Regions from separate parts of the Mus musculus genome. Here region 2 is linked to region 1. The links are chromatin loops, found by intact Hi-C in ENCODE. Cell type or tissue: left cerebral cortex. All regions are shown on one strand.

Evidence for each region. Peaks named below come from ENCODE experiments on the same cell type or tissue, not always from the same donor. Only the 100,000 strongest peaks of a DNase experiment are listed, where the experiment ranks them.
Region 2: a loop joins it to region 1, with 2.3 times the contacts of the local background. A loop is called at or near these places in 4 of 42 quality-filtered maps.

What each region holds. Positions count from the first base shown.
Region 1 is chr16:19,097,469-19,105,468 of GRCm38, reverse strand. LOC105246083 (a long non-coding RNA gene) reads right to left here. Exons shown (of 3, transcript XR_875947.2): 2 at 6,122-6,217. It also overlaps Igl. Among named protein-coding and RNA genes, the nearest start is that of Gm35545, 120 kb to the left of the region's middle. In left cerebral cortex, no CTCF peak of the experiment used is centred here; a DNase peak (open chromatin) is centred at 3,904.
Region 2 is chr16:19,260,402-19,268,401 of GRCm38, reverse strand. It overlaps Igl and Iglv2. Among named protein-coding and RNA genes, the nearest start is that of Olfr164, 22 kb to the left of the region's middle. In left cerebral cortex, a CTCF peak has its summit at 4,819 (motif pointing right); no DNase peak of the experiment used is centred here.

The DNA.
Region 1 (8,000 bases):
AAGATATCATCCATATACTGGTAAATTATAGATTGAGGAAATTATCTCTAATGGTTGTTTGACAAAATATTGGCACAAGGTAGTACTGTTTAACATTCCTTGAGGTAGGACATTACAATGGTATTTTATTGGACAGCTTTCTATTAAAAGTAGGTACTGAGAATTCCAAGGGCTTGTGGATTCTTCTATATACTGAGTCCCAAGCTGCTCTTGGACTAATTGTTCTAGTTCCTGTGATTTTCCTTTTATCACAGACCATTGTTCAATCCCAATGGGATAGTCAGTTAACCACTTTAGTGGTAAGATTGTCAGTGTTTTGTTGGACTGACCCTGTTTGAATGTTAACTGCCTTGTCAACCATTAAGTGCTTACTTACAAAGTCTTGGCCTTAGTGGAAAAGTACTGGTTTAGTTGAGATTTCTGTGGGAAAAATTGAAGCCTACCCCTAGTTAAGAACAAATAGCTATAGATCTTGTGGACAGGTACCTGGCTACCCACTCTATTCTGTTCCTCCTGCTGAACTTTTTACCTAGCCAATATTTAATCTCAGATATAATTGAACATAGCTATTATTATTTTGTAAAGTAAAGAGACTTTATAAAGTACAAGAGACCTAACACCCAGTCCATCATTTTGTTAATTAAACAGAACCTCTGTCATCTATCCTTACTTAAAAGACTTATAATTCTACATCTGGCTATGTCTTGGCTTTAGATTGAATGCCATCTGAACACCATCCTCTCAAAACTGTTCCTCTCAAAGTAGAAAGCCTGGGTTGACTAGGAGACTATGCAATTTTTCAACCCCATCAGAAATCCAAGATGACTGATATTAACTGAAAACATACAGAAAGCCTAAAACAGCTTCCAAAACTTATCCAATCCATAGAGACCGCTGGTCACCTGAACAGTCCCTTACTTCAGTATGTTGGAGCACCGGTCTTCAGCCTACTGGCCAGGGTAATCTGACAGACTTAGAGAAACAGGAATTTTAAAGACTAGCCTACTCTGTCTCAACAGAATCAAGCTATCCTAAGCTGTAATTGTGTCCTTTCTTTGGAGAGTATTATGTCTGTAGATGAATGAGGCAATTCTTGCCTAGTGGTTGTTTTGCCACAACTGGAGTAACTCAAAGATGCTCAGTTTCTTCTTTGAGTCCAAGACAGGGAAAGCTTTCAGGAGCAGACTGATCTCAAAGACTAGTGAATAAATAACACTAAAATTTACATTCTGTGGACTTCTGATGTTTTTGTAAGCCAACTATGTTCAGTAATCTAGAGTGTTCTTTGTTAACTACTCTCAGCCATTTCTAATTAAAATAACTGAGGATATCCTAACAATAAACTCAGAGCCATGAATTTCCTATTTGGCCCTTAGCTCACAGGCTTAAACATCTCAGATCTGTTTATAATAACAGCAATATAAGGACGGGGTTCAAGCCTTGTACTTCAAAATTTTTAATATCAAAGACAACCTATAATAACCACCCCCAGTCCCAAAACCTAGGGAACTGGGATGATGACTCTTCATAACTTCTTCAAGCTGAATATGGATGTTGAGATATTTTTGATGGGAGAGGGAAGGGTAAGGAAATGGGAGAATTAGTTGGCCTTAAGAAGGCTACACCAACAATTGTATTAGTCTCTGATGGATCCTGATGAAAAACCAAGACATCGGGAGTTCAACATGTCTGACGATGAAATTCACCAAGGCTATGTATTCTGTAATATATAAATCTCAAATCAAAATTTTAGTATCATCAAAATAAACTTTTTGTTTCATTCTCTGGAATCTAGTTCTCAGGGGGGTCTCCCCCTATCAAATCTGATCCATATAACTCTGGAAGTTATTAAATACCTTAATCACCTTTTCCAAAAACAAAAAGACAAAACCTTTTCCCCAAATCAGCATACCCTTCAGCTGGTAACCAAGAAAACCTGTAGCCCTCTGTCCCAGAGGAACAATAAAACCAGCACAATATTCAAAATCACATGCATTTTAGCCTATTTAGGCCTTTCTAATTTCTCATGTCAGGATTTAAACCCAAAATTCTGTGGAGCCTACATTAGACAGAATATGAGTCTCCTACAGACTTTATTATACAGTCTTTAAAACAATTAATTCACACTTCTGTTTTCCTTTCCTTTTCTTTGCTCTTTCCTTTCCTTTGCTCTTTCCTTTCCTTTGCTCTTTCCTTTCCTTTGCTCTTTCCTTTCCTTTGCTCTTTCCTTTCCTTTGTTCTTTCCTTTCCCCTTTCCATACCTGCTTATAAGAAGCAGCTTGTCAAACAAGGATTTAAAGCTAAAATTCCCATAAAGCCCACGTTAGACAGAATATGAGTACCCTGTAAAACTTGTTAGGGCACTCTCTACCTTGAACCACAGACTTCAATTAATTAATACCTCTTCATAGCAGGTGATTATCACTGCTCTCTCTAGGAGTCAGTGACTAATAATCTCTATCTGGTTCTGAACCACAGGTGAAATTTCCCATCTTAGGTACTACACCTAGTTATAAGAGGCAGCTTGTCAAACCAGGATTTAAACCCAAATGTCCATGGAGCCCATGTTAGACAGAATATGAGTATCACATACGCCTTATTAGAGCACTAAATTTTTATACCTTCTTCAAGTATCAAAAGGTTATATTTCTCTCTTTATAGAAATGAATTACGTGGTACATAGTCCTTTGTACTTTAGTCTCCCAATTATTTATTCACAGGGAGAAGCTGAGTGTAAAAAGATCCAGGTTGTCTGTGTCCTTGTTTGGAGATGGGGTAGGCAGGGTGGGGAACGAAGGATATAGGGAAGCAAACACAGAAAGGCTCTCTCAGGCATAGATGCCCCTCTGCTGTTCTCTGTAGGCCCCTGTGGGGCACTGGGCTATGAACAGACAGCCTGGTTTCCAGTTGAGCTGAGGTATAAACCCCAGGACCTGGTGCTGATAATTTACCTACATGGGACAGAAGGAGTTCTCTCGTGTCTCCTGGAACCCTGGCTCCTGTTACCGCCCCCTCAGCCCCCACAAGAGAAGCATGGTTAGTAGTCACGTAGACAATGTCCCAAGCTTCTGACCTTCAGGCTAAACTCCTCCCAACTATAAGAGGGGCTATTTGGCCCCTCCTCACTCTTTCACTCCTCTCACTCTCTTGTTCCAACTCTCCTCTCCTCTCTCTTCCTCTTACTCTCTAGCCTTTCTTCTCTCTTTCTCTTTTCCCCTTCTCTCCTCTTGGTCATGGCCAGTCTCTCTCTCTCTCTCTCTCTCTCTCTCTCTCTCTCTCTCTCTCTCTCTCTTACTTTCTGTCCTTTCTCCTTCCTTGCCTTTCTATAATAAAGCTCTAAAATCATAGACTGTCTCTGTTCATCAAGGTCCACTGCACAGACTCTCGCCTGTGTGGGAAGCTCTCTCCCATAACCCCAGGGGACAGGGTGTTGGCCCAGGTCCCTGGTCAGGGGCTGACCCTTGTCCACACCCTGTTGAGTGGGGTCAGTGGCTTAGATGCCCACCCGGGACCGAGTGGAAAGCATCTGGGAGCCCACCCATGTCTGCCTGCCCAGAGCATAGGTGGAACTCTGGCCAGACGTGGGCTATCCTCCTTTCCCTCTCCTTCCCCTCTTTCCCCTTTTTAGTTCCCACAGGTTCCTTAAATCTAGCCAGCTTCAAATCCATATTGCTATAGGCTAGGTGACTGCCCAAGCCTCATTCAAGGGTTGGAGGGCAATGAATTTTTATCTCAGTTTAGTTGAATTCAAATCAATACATTAGGCACCATTTTGTTGCGTTAAATCTCCCATCCCAAATATGCCCCAGCAATGAAAACACAACACAGTTAATATGATTACATGCTGTGAGCCTAGATTGGGCAGATGTACCACTATACTACCATCTTCCACAGCTTATGAGACCCCTTAGAACTTACAGTTTCTCCAGGCCATGTGCTTCTGCTCAACTTGTCTCCTTCTTCCTCCTCCTCTGCGTCCTCTCCCTCTTCCATTTTCTCCTTCTTCTCTCCCCCCCCCTTCTGCTCCACTTTCCCTTTTATCTGCCCAATAAGCGGCTCTCCTTTATTTTACAAATTAAGGTGGGAAACAGATTTACAGGAAATCACCTGATTGCTTACTCATTCCTTGTTCGCTGCCACTCACAGAAAAATGGAATCAAATATAATTAGCCCCAGGGCTATCCACAACATTTCCCACTTTCTGTCCAATTAAAAGACTATTTTATCTCAGATATAATTGGACATAACTATTATTATTTTGTAATTTAATTAGCCCCAGGGCTATCCACAACAGATACCAACAAAAATCATTTGGCACAATAAAGCACAAAAAATCGTCCAAGCATTACAACTCTGAAAATATATATTCAGTGACTCACAAACAGAACAGGTAACATCATTATAAATCATCAAAATATAACAACTCTAAAAGGATGTATTCAGTGGGGGCTGTCATTCAAGGCTAGTGGCATATTTCCAGGAGCAGGACAATAAATCTTTAACGGTCAGTGCTCTAAACCACTGACCTAACTTTCAAGCACCATGGTCAGTTATTATTTATCATCTAGTGCCTGTTTTTTTTATAAATCTTCAATGTATAAATTTAAACTGTTTTAATTCTTTCTAATTAAAGCTTCCTTTACCATACACCAAAATCCACCTTTGATGACACACATCTAACCATATGAAATTTTATTCTTGGGAAAATTTTATCTATCATAATAGTTTTGTAAATGATTTAGAAAGTAAAGCATTGGTTTACCGGGGGATAAGGTCATGTTAGTGGTGCCATCTCTAGGAATAGTTTCTTACCCATTATTCTCACTTAAGCTCTTGGCCTAGGCTGCCAGGAACATGTTAAATAAGAAAGGGAATAAGAGAAAACAGAACAGATAGATTGCCATAAGAATTATGGCTCAATATTTTTTCTCCAGCAAAGAGTTCGGCAATTGGTTCCAGGAGGCCTCCCCCTACTGAGGTCAATCACCTCAGTCTGTGGAACTTGTCACACAGATTCTACTGGAGATGGTGTGGCATCTACCATTATCTCACACCTTTAAAACCATTCTCACACATATTCCCCAGATTTCTGCTTGAATGAATTAGCAAACTCATTAAGCTCCTTAGTAGTGTAGTTCATTTCCTCATGGAATACACATTCTATATCCTCTCTAGGGGCTTTGAGTCTCATTATAGGTCTAGAAGAAACTATTGTGGGCTTTGAGGAATATCAGTATTGTCTTGCCCCACACTTTCTTCAAAGAAAGTCACTGCTGATATATCAGACTCTGAGGGATTATTTTCTTCATGTGAAAAAGGCTTCAAGAGGTGGATCTGAAGGTACTACTTCCTCAGGTGAGCTAGACCCTTCAGAATCTGAAGAGTCAACATTCTCAGCTTCAACAGGGTCCTCCCATGCATCCCCATCCCAAGTTATAGGATCCCCTTCTTTGCCAAATATTGCCCTTACTTAACTGAAGACATGCTCTGAGGCTGAGACTTGAATTTTCACTGTAATTCAGCCAACCTTATAATATGAGCTTCAGTTTGATTTTCTGCTGTAGAGAATATTTTCTTCAAGGGCACATTTAGAAAACTTTAGATTGCTTATTTGCATCTGGAGCCAATCAATTCTATCACATAGCTCATTATTTTCCTTCATCAATTTTTCCAGAGATACTAAAAGCAACAAACAAGCAAAATCATTTTCATATTTCCCCACAAACTGTAGAAAGTTGTGTACACTGGGCCATCCTATACGTTGCCAGTTATAATTGATGGATCAAGAAAATTAAAGGCACTAGATTCTTTAATTTGAAATATAGTTTCTACCACAGGCCTTCAATATTCTCTGAACTCCCAGGAGAGAGAATATATGCAGAAGTTTCAGTGAATTAGAAGGTGCTGGTGAATTAGAAGGTGCTGACAAATTATTAAGCTAATTCCAGACTTTAAAAAGAACCATCCTTATACTTCTGCTCTTCTAGAACCACTCACAGTACATTTTTTTTATTAGTCAGATTTCTCTAGAGTCACAGAAGTTATGGAAGGTCACTTAATATTGAGGGAATTTATTGTGATGTCTTAAAGTCTGTAGTCCAACCACCCCAATAATGTTCACCTGTGAATGGGAAGTCGAAGAATCTAGTAGTTGCTCAGTCCCACCAGGTTAGATGTTTCAGCTGGTCTTTTGTAGAAGTAGGTGCCAATAGATATTCTGGAAAGTAAATGAAATCAGGTGAAAAAGAGAGAATCTTCCTTCTTCCAATGTCTTGTTGTAGTTCTCCAGCAGAAGGTGTGTGCCAGATTAAAGATGTGCACCACCTGGCCTGGATCTAGTACTTGCTTTGTCCCAAACTGACCTTGAACTCAGAGATCTCCTTGCCTTAGTGCCTGAGATTAAAGGCATGTACTACCATGCCTGAGCCTAAGCTTTTCAAAGCCACTATGCTTCAAGATCTCCATGACAAGATTCAGGTCAGAAACATCTGTCTTCCAACTTCAAGTCCTGGATCACAGGTGAGCCCTCCAATTCTGGACTGTAGTTTATTCGAGATTAGTCAAGTTGACAGCCAATAATACATAGGACTTGCTATGTCACAAAATGTATTTGGTGTCTGGTTTATTTGCCTCAATTGTGTTCTGTATTTCAGATTCTATTTCTAAGAGTCAAGGGGCTAAGGTAATAAAATATTGATTCAAGGAATGATCAAAAGTGAACCTGGAGTACATGATTAAACTGGTATTCAATTTCTAAAGAAGTAGCTTAGCATATAAAAGACTGGGATTTGGTCTGCAAGAAAGAACTATTTCAAGGAGATTACAGAATTTTCATCTTGCATCCATCACTAACTATGAATCTGTCTTCCTCGATTTCCATTCACCCCTTCTACAACATCTTCTCTCAACCTGAGGTTGGAACATGTCAAAACAGCAACTTATGCGTATAAGGGTATTATTGTGTAGATAGCTATCTGAACTATTTGTTTGTTTGTTTGTTTAGTTTTGTTTTGTTTTATATTTATTTATTTATTTATTCATTTATTTATTCACTTCAAATCTTAGTTGCTATCCCCCCTTTCCTGGTCCATCCCTCACACAATCTCTCTCACAATACCCCTGTCCATGTCCTCTAAGACATGGAGGCCCTTCTGTGTATCACCCAACATTGGCACATCAAGTCTCCATAAAGCTAAGTACATTTTCAACTTGATAACTTGTTTTCTTGATATTTTGTTTTCTGGTTTTAAACATAATGCACATTATTATGCTGACAAATCTATAGATCCCAAAAATTTGCCTAATGCTCTGGATGGGCTGCCTGCTTACATATTTCATTGCACCATGAAATCAATTTTTTTTTTGCAACTACACATTTACCCTAATGTAATCATATCCTTCCCAGCATTAAGTAATTCATTCATACTATTGAGGTTCAGACCTCCTATGTGATAAGTCAGAAACAACTTTACATTTTACAAAATGTATAGAGAGCCTAGGGATGAAAGGAGTATACTTCAACATAACAAAAATTATGTGGGGAAAATGTAAAGCATTTCCACTGATGGGAGAAAAAAGGAGGATGTCAAAACCTGGCACTACTGTTCAATTTATTACTTATAATATTCTCTAAAGCAGTAAGTTAATGGAAGGTAATAAAAGGGTTATGAATGGCAAAAGACACTAAGGTAACTCTATTTTCAGATGATGATTTTTTTTTCTACAAGATACTCTGAACACTACACAAGTGTTTTGAAGCTAATAAATAACTTCAGCATAATGGAATGATTCAAAATAAACTAAAAACCAAAATCTATTTCATATACCAATGATACACATACAGAAAATTCAGAAAATTTGGGCTATAGTCCCCCTCACATTAGACACAAACACACATAGACACATGCACACACACACACACACACACACACACACACCACCACCTTACAACAAACATAATTGAAAAAAATGTATGACTAAGGGAAGCAACTGCCGTCATT
Region 2 (8,000 bases), 160 kb before region 1:
TCCTTAAATATAACCAACCCGCATTTATAATTTTGCCTTTCAGATCACTGGTACCTTGTTGTTTCTCTCTCTATTGATGCCTCACATCACCGTTTTTTTACCTTCTGGAAATTTTGCAGTTATTTTAGGATGTGTTTTCACATCTGAAAATTTGGAGCTAGAAGCCTCTAATAAGAGAGAATATATGAAGCTTTTTTCTATGTCTAATTTACCTCAATTAGTAAAACCTTGCCTAGTTCCATCAATTTATCATCAATGTTCATGATTTCATTTTTCTTTGCAGCTTAATAACATTCCACTGTATGTATGTACCATGTACTTCATTTTTATAAGCTCTTTTTCAGTTGAAGTATACTGCATTCTATAACAGTGTATGTGAGTTTTCTTTGACCATTTCCATAACATCATTTGGTATAATTTGTGTTCTTTTTTATTGGCATCCTGATTTGGGTGAGATGAAATCTTAAGGTGGATTTATTCTTTATTTTCTTGATGGTAAAGAGGTTGGATACATTTTATGAAATGTACACTATCTATTTATAATATCTTTAATAAATTTGTGCCTCTACAGTAACCCGTTTTCTTTTTGGCAGTTTGTTTTTGTTTGTTTGTTTGTTTGTTTGTTTTTAGTAGATATTTTCTTCATTTACATTTCAAATGCTATCCTGAAAGTCCCCTAAACACTCAACCCACCCACTCCTGCTTCCTGGCCTTGGCATTCCCCTGTACTGGGGCATATGACCTTCCCAAGACCAAGGGCCTCTCCTCCCATTGATGGCCAACTAAGTCATCCTCTGCTACATATGCAAGAAGAAACACAGCTCTAGGGGGTACTACTTAGTTCATGTTTTTCCTCCTATAGTGTTGCATAACCCTTTAACTCCTTGGGTACTTTCTCTACCTTCTTCATTAGGGACCCTGTGTTCCAACCAATAGATGAATGTGAGCATCCACTTCTGTATTTTCCAGGCAATGGCATAGCCTCACAAGAGACAGCTATATCAGGGTCCTGTCAGCAAAATCTTTCTGGCATATGCAATAGTGTCTGAGTTTGGTGGTTGTATATGGGATGGATGCCCAGGTGGGGCAGTCTTTGGATTGTCCTTCCTTCCTTCTCAGCTCCAAACCTTGACTCTTTAACTCCTTCCATGGGTATTTTGTTCCCCATTCTAAAAAGGAATGAAGTATCTCCACTTTGGTCTTTTTTCTTCTTGAGTTTCATGTGTTTTGTAAATTGTATCTTGGGTATTCTAAGTTTCTGGGCTAATATATGCTTATCAGTGAGTGCATACCATGTGTTTTCTTTTGTGATTGGGTTACCTCACTCAGGATGATATCCTCCAGATCCATCTCTTTCCCTGAGAATTTCATAAATTCATTGCTTTTAATAGCTGAGTAGTACTCCATTATGTAAATGTACCACATTTTTTGTATCCATTCCTCTGTTGAGGAACATCTGGATTCTTTCCAGATTCTGGCTATAATAAATAAGGCTGCTATGAACATAGTGGAGCATGTGTACTTATTACAAGTTGGAACAACCTCTGGGTATATGCCCAGGAGAGGTATTGCTGGATCTTCTGGTAGTACTATGTCAAATTTTCTGAGGAACCGCTAGACTGATTTTCAGAGTGGTTGTACCAGCTTGTTCCTCTTTCTCCATATTCTCGCCAGCATCTGCTGTCACCTGAATTTTTGATCTTAGCCATTCTGACTGGTGTGAAGTGGAATCTCAGGGTTGTTTTGATTTGCATTTCCCTGATGATTAAGGATGTTGAACATTTTTTCAGGTGCTTCTCAGCCGTTCGGTATTCCTCAGTTGATAATTCTTTGTTTAACTCTGTACCCCATTTTTAATAGGGTTATTTGGTTTTCTGGAGTCTATCTTCTTGAGTTCTTTGTATATATTGGATATTAGTTCCCTATCTTATTTAGGATTGATAAAGATCCTTTCCCAATCTTTTGGTGGCCTTTATGTCTTATTGACAGTGTCTTTTGCCTTACAGAAGCTTTGCAATTTTATGAGGTCCCATTTGTCGATTCTTGATCTTACAGCACAAGCCATTGCTGTTCTATTCAGGAATTTTTCCCCTGTGCCGATATCTTTAAGGCTTTTCCCCACTTTCTCCTTCATAAGTTTCAGTGTCTCTGGTTTTATGTGGAATTCCTTGATCCACTTAGACTTGACCTTAGTACAAGTACATAAGAATGGATCAATTCACATTCTTCTACCTGATAACCCCCAGTTGTGCCAGGGCCATTTGTTGAAAATGCTGGGTTTTTTTTTTTTTTTTCCTCACTGGATGGTTTTAGCTCCTTTGTCAAAGATCAAGTGACCATAAGTGTGTAGATTCATTTCTGGGTCTTCAATTCTATTCCATTGTTTTACCTGTCTGTCACTGTACCAGTACCATGCAGTTTTCATCACAATTGCTCTGTAGTACAGCTTGAGGTCAGGCATGGTGATTCCACCAGAGGATCTTTTATCATTGAGAATAATTTTTGCTATCCTAGGTTTTTTGCTATTCCAGATGAATTTGCAAATTGCCCTAACTCTGTGAAGAATTGAGTTGGAATTTTGATGGGGATTGCATTGAATCTGTAGATTGCTGTAGGCAAGATAGCCATTTTCCTTTTTCCATTTATTTATTTATTTATTTATTTATTTTTATTCACTTAAAATCTTAGTTGCTATTCCCCCTTTCCTGGTCCATCCCTCACACAATCTCTCTCCCCACTCCCCTGTCCATGTTCTGTAAGACATGGAGGCCCTTCTGTGTATCACCCAACACTGGCACATCAAGTCTCTGTAGATCTAAGCACATTTTCAACCTGCTTACTTGTTTTCTTGATATTTAGTTTTCTGGTTTTAAATATAATGCACGTTATTATTCTGACACATCAACAGATCCAAAAAATTTGCCTAATGCTCTGGATGGGCTGCCTGCTTCCATATTTCATTGCACCATGAAATCTTTTTTTTTTCTTTTTGGCAACTACACATTTACCCTAATGTAGTCATATCCTCCCCACCAATAAGTGTTCATTCACATTATTGAGGTTCAGACCTCCTATGGGATAAATAAGGACCAATTTTACATTTTATAAAATATATAGAGGGCCTAGATATCAACATAACAAACATTTTGTGAGGAAAATACCAACCACTTCCACCAATGGGGAAAAAAGAAGGATGTCGAAACCTAGCACTACTGTTCAATTTATTACTTACAGTATTCTCTAAAGCAATAAGTTAATTGAAGGCAATAAGAGGGTTATGAATGGCAAAAGACATAAAGGTAACTCTTTTTTCAGATGATTTTTGTATAAGATACTCTAAACACTCCACAAGTGTTTTGGAGCTGATAAATAATTTCAGCATAATGTAATGATTGAAAATAAACACAAAACCAAAACCTATTTTATATACCAATGATACATATACAGAAATTTCAGAAAATTTGGACTACAATCCTCCTCACATTAGACACAAACACACATATACACATGCACACTCACACAAACACACACACACCACCACTACCACCACCACCACTACTACCACCACCTTATAACAAACCTAATTGGAAAAACGTATGACTACAGGAAGTACCTGCCATAATTATTTTGATTGCATTTCAAAATTTATTCCAGTTTTTAGGTACTAAGCAGTATTGTGATGAACGCCTTAAATATTTACTGACAAAGGCTTTGGCAAAAGCAACACATAGTTTGCTTCTGGGTTTCTTCACAGGTAGAAAAATTTTTGTACCTGCCTGAAATATATTTTGTCCCCCTGTAAATAATGGAACCCAAAGTGGGATCATACATGCCCTATGCTACTTGTGGACATTATAGTAGAAAGTTGGTGCTCACGATGTCTCCTTCCTCATTCTCTGTCTTCCTACATAGAATGATTTCATATGCTGAAACTTTGATCTCTTCAACCAAGGAAAGATTATAAGCACATTGACAGTAACTTCGCACCATGTACAGAGTATAAGCTCTGGAATCAAGACACTACCACATTAACTTTAATTCTCTAAGTGTCATAAATTATCCACTAACAAAGTGATTAGCAAGTCTTATTTACAGTTAAGGCTGTGAAGAGCAGAGACTTCATACTTTTTTTCAAAGTGTAGCGGTTAGGAGTGCCAAAATATTTCCCCAGTAAATGTCCCTACTTCCCCAAAGCAGGAATTCATGAAAATTGATTCTAACCATAGGCATTCAACTGAGAGTCCTGGAAAATGCCAGAAAATTAGGGGATTTAGGCTCCTCTAAGACTTCCATACCAGTGAAAATATGTAATCCTCCTCTAAATTGAATTGGGTTATTTTGCAGAGGAAACAAGACCTATCACAAGTTGAAGATACATGAGAACTTCCAATTATGTCCTCTGAGGTTAGTTGACATTATAAAATGTCACATAATGTTGAATTTTGGCAATATTTCTGGACACAGAATGTGAAATTCTGTCACTAGTATCTAATACATGATCCATGATCTTTGATACATTAATCCAATCTTGGACTATTTGTTTTCCCACATTCTTTAATTTCTTAAATATGATTCTCACTAAAGTAACCTGTACATATGATGCTCAAAATCAACGATTTCCTCTTTCAGTCATGAAAATCATTACTTGTGTTTTGTCAAAGCACTTAAATAAGGATAAATCCCCTAAACGTTGAAATCAATGTATAAAAAATTGGGACTAATTTCTGAAACAAAATATAAACTGAAATAATTGAAGAGAAAAATGTAATACTTATTAGGCAGCTTGGCAAATAAATTTAGGGTTGCCTAGTACAATAAGTGGTTAAATGAACAAATGAGAATAATAAAGCCACTAGAGGGTGGTGTGACCCTTCTCAGAAGTCTTCAGAGACCACATGTTTAAATTCACTGAACCATGTACAGTTGCTCATTGGCCCCTTACAGTGTTATAACATCTGATTCCTCCCAGGGGGAAAATCCATCGCAAAAAACACTGGGCCTCCTTTGATCTGACTCTCACAGAGTAACAAGGTGCTAGAAGGGTTTTACAGCTCATCAACATAATGCACAGTACATATAGTTCACTGGGAAGAGCTTCTTGATAGTGAGAGGTTTCAGAATTACACACAGCATATCAGAGCCACAAAAGTTAGAAATTAGTCTATGAATGCTTTAATTCAGTCAGAGATTAGGGGAGCTGCAAAGTGAAAATATCTCCTTGGACATGATGACTGTGCTCCTTGTGCCTGTGCCACAGTCCTGGTTTGCAGTAAATAAATTACTAAGGACCATTTACCCAAAGAAACCTTGGCACAGCAGAGTTGCCATTTGCTCACAAATTAAGAATCAGTAGCTGCATCTTCTCAAGTCTTTAAGTTTATTAAGCAGACCTATGCATCGCTCAGCTGGTATGAGTTCCTGACTGGTTCCCAAGACAAAAATCAAACTCCATCTTACTAAGTGTGTGTGTGTGTGTGTGTGTGTGTGTGTGTGAGACAACCATCAACGATACTTTTGAGAGAAGAGTGAGGTAATCACTGATGAAAATATATTTGTAGAGAAGACTGGTTCTGGCAAGAGGTATGGGTACAATGAGACAAGAATCAGAGTCAGCCCTCTGGAATGTAAGGATCAGTGTCCCTCCATCTGTGACTTGTGTTTGCCTTTCCTTCTGCTCTTCCCTCAAGTCACAGGGAGATAAGTATATTTGCAGATCTCAATTCCTACTGCACATTGCACACCTGGACCAGGAATACCTAGGAACGCTTATTTTGATCTCAACTGGGTATTTTCTCATGGTCTTTGCCAAGATATGGATACGCAGCTGCCTACACTGTCTATCTTGTGGAAGGGCAGAGAACCCCAGCATTCAGCCACTGCTCTGCCCATTGCTCCACTGTTCAGGTATAGTTTATTTCCCCAGAACTTCTGATTTCACTCAATCCCAAACTGATGGAATTATTCAATATCAAATATCAAGATGTGGATAGAAGTACACATTCTCCTTCCTGTGAAGGCTGGAAACAAGGTCAACACCTGTCTGTGTCCATACCCAAGTCAAATCCAGCCCCCTATTCACTGAGTTCTGGAAGCTCTGCTATTTCCATGATCGTTCACACTGACCCCTGTTGATCTTACCATTAACCATTTTCCTTTTTGATTTAAATCTCATTTTCCACTCCACACATAAATTTAATTTCTGCTTGACAAGGGTAGCTCTGATTGTCTTGGGAATAGTTCCTTATGTTTTCCTCATACTCAAACAGTACTTTCCTGACAGTTTCAAGATCCTAACACCAAATATTGACATTGTCATAGAAATGTTCATGAATCACATGTATACAAAAAGATAATGTGAGAAATAGACATCACAATTCAGGTTTGATGCCCATATTTCTACTAATCTTCTGTGAAGAGTTTCCAATATAGATATGTTGTTATTAATATTTTCAGAATTACGTTATTATGTAAGAAGTTTTGTAAGCAAGATTTGTTCTCAAATATATGCCCACGTTGAAGACAAGATGTACACATACACATATAATTTATATTAAAAACTGATTTTGAGAATGCTAGAACAGGTGGACATACATATTTAACAAAATGAAAAGTTAGATTCTGTCACCCTACGTTTTCCCTTCCACATCCATCCATTTTACAAATAGATCCAGTTATCTATCTGCTTTGTTGCTTGAAACTGCATCCTATTTTTACAAAACATGCACATACACAAAGAAATAATGTTTTTTAAATATTGTCATGGTGATTTCAAAACACAGTTATCAGTTTGTCTTTGTATGTAGTTGACCCTTTCCAATCTTTATGGGACATCTTTATGTAGGTATACTAGGGTGTTTTTGTTGCTATATACACATTAACGTCTCTGAACTGTGAATATTCATACCAAGTATTAATGTATTGTTGAGCTAGAATAGAATGATACTCTGTTTGAATTGTTTGTGTTAATTCTACAATGGACTGCTTTGAAATGCATGGGTCTTTAAAACCTAGGCACTCTCTGCCCTTTTCATTCCATTTCTCAATTCATCTTTATAATTATATCATTTCCCAGATTTAGACTCATTATACTACACACATTAATCTTCTTCCATGAACTGACCATTGGAATGAACAAACACAGTATAAGTCACTTTTCCATAATTAATGTAGTTACTGGAAACTATAAAAACTTTGCTTTTTTCTCCTTATTCATTCCTTTACACTGGTCTACATATTTGTAATGCTGTGAGTAGGGCAACACATGGTGACACATGATTTTCATTACTATTGTCACTCTAAAATATTGATAGGATGTGTTTATGACTCTGGATAAGCCTGAAAAATTGATGATTAATGCCCCTGAGCTCTGTTCTTAGTAACATGTGAACATTTATTTGTGTCAGTGTAGTAGATCTCACGTGACATCTTATAATAAACCTGTAAATGAAAGTAATTTGCATTACTAGCCCAGCCCAGCCCATACTAAGAGTTATATTATGTCTGTCTCACTGCCTGCTGCTGACCAATATTGAAAATAATAGACTTGGTTTGTGAATTATGGCCTGGACTTCACTTATACTCTCTCTCCTGGCTCTCTGCTCAGGTCAGCAGCCTTTCTACACTGCAGTGGGTATGCAACAATACACATCTTGTCTCTGATTTGCTACTGATGACTGGATTTCTTACCTGTTTGCAGGAGCCAGTTCCCAGGCTGTTGTGACTCAGGAATCTGCACTCACCACATCACCTGGTGGAACAGTCATACTCACTTGTCGCTCAAGTACTGGGGCTGTTACAACTAGTAACTATGCCAACTGGGTCCAAGAAAAACCAGATCATTTATTCACTGGTCTAATAGGTGGTACCAGCAACCGAGCTCCAGGTGTTCCTGTCAGATTCTCAGGCTCCCTGATTGGAGACAAGGCTGCCCTCACCATCACAGGGGCACAGACTGAGGATGATGCAATGTATTTCTGTGCTCTATGGTACAGCACCCATTT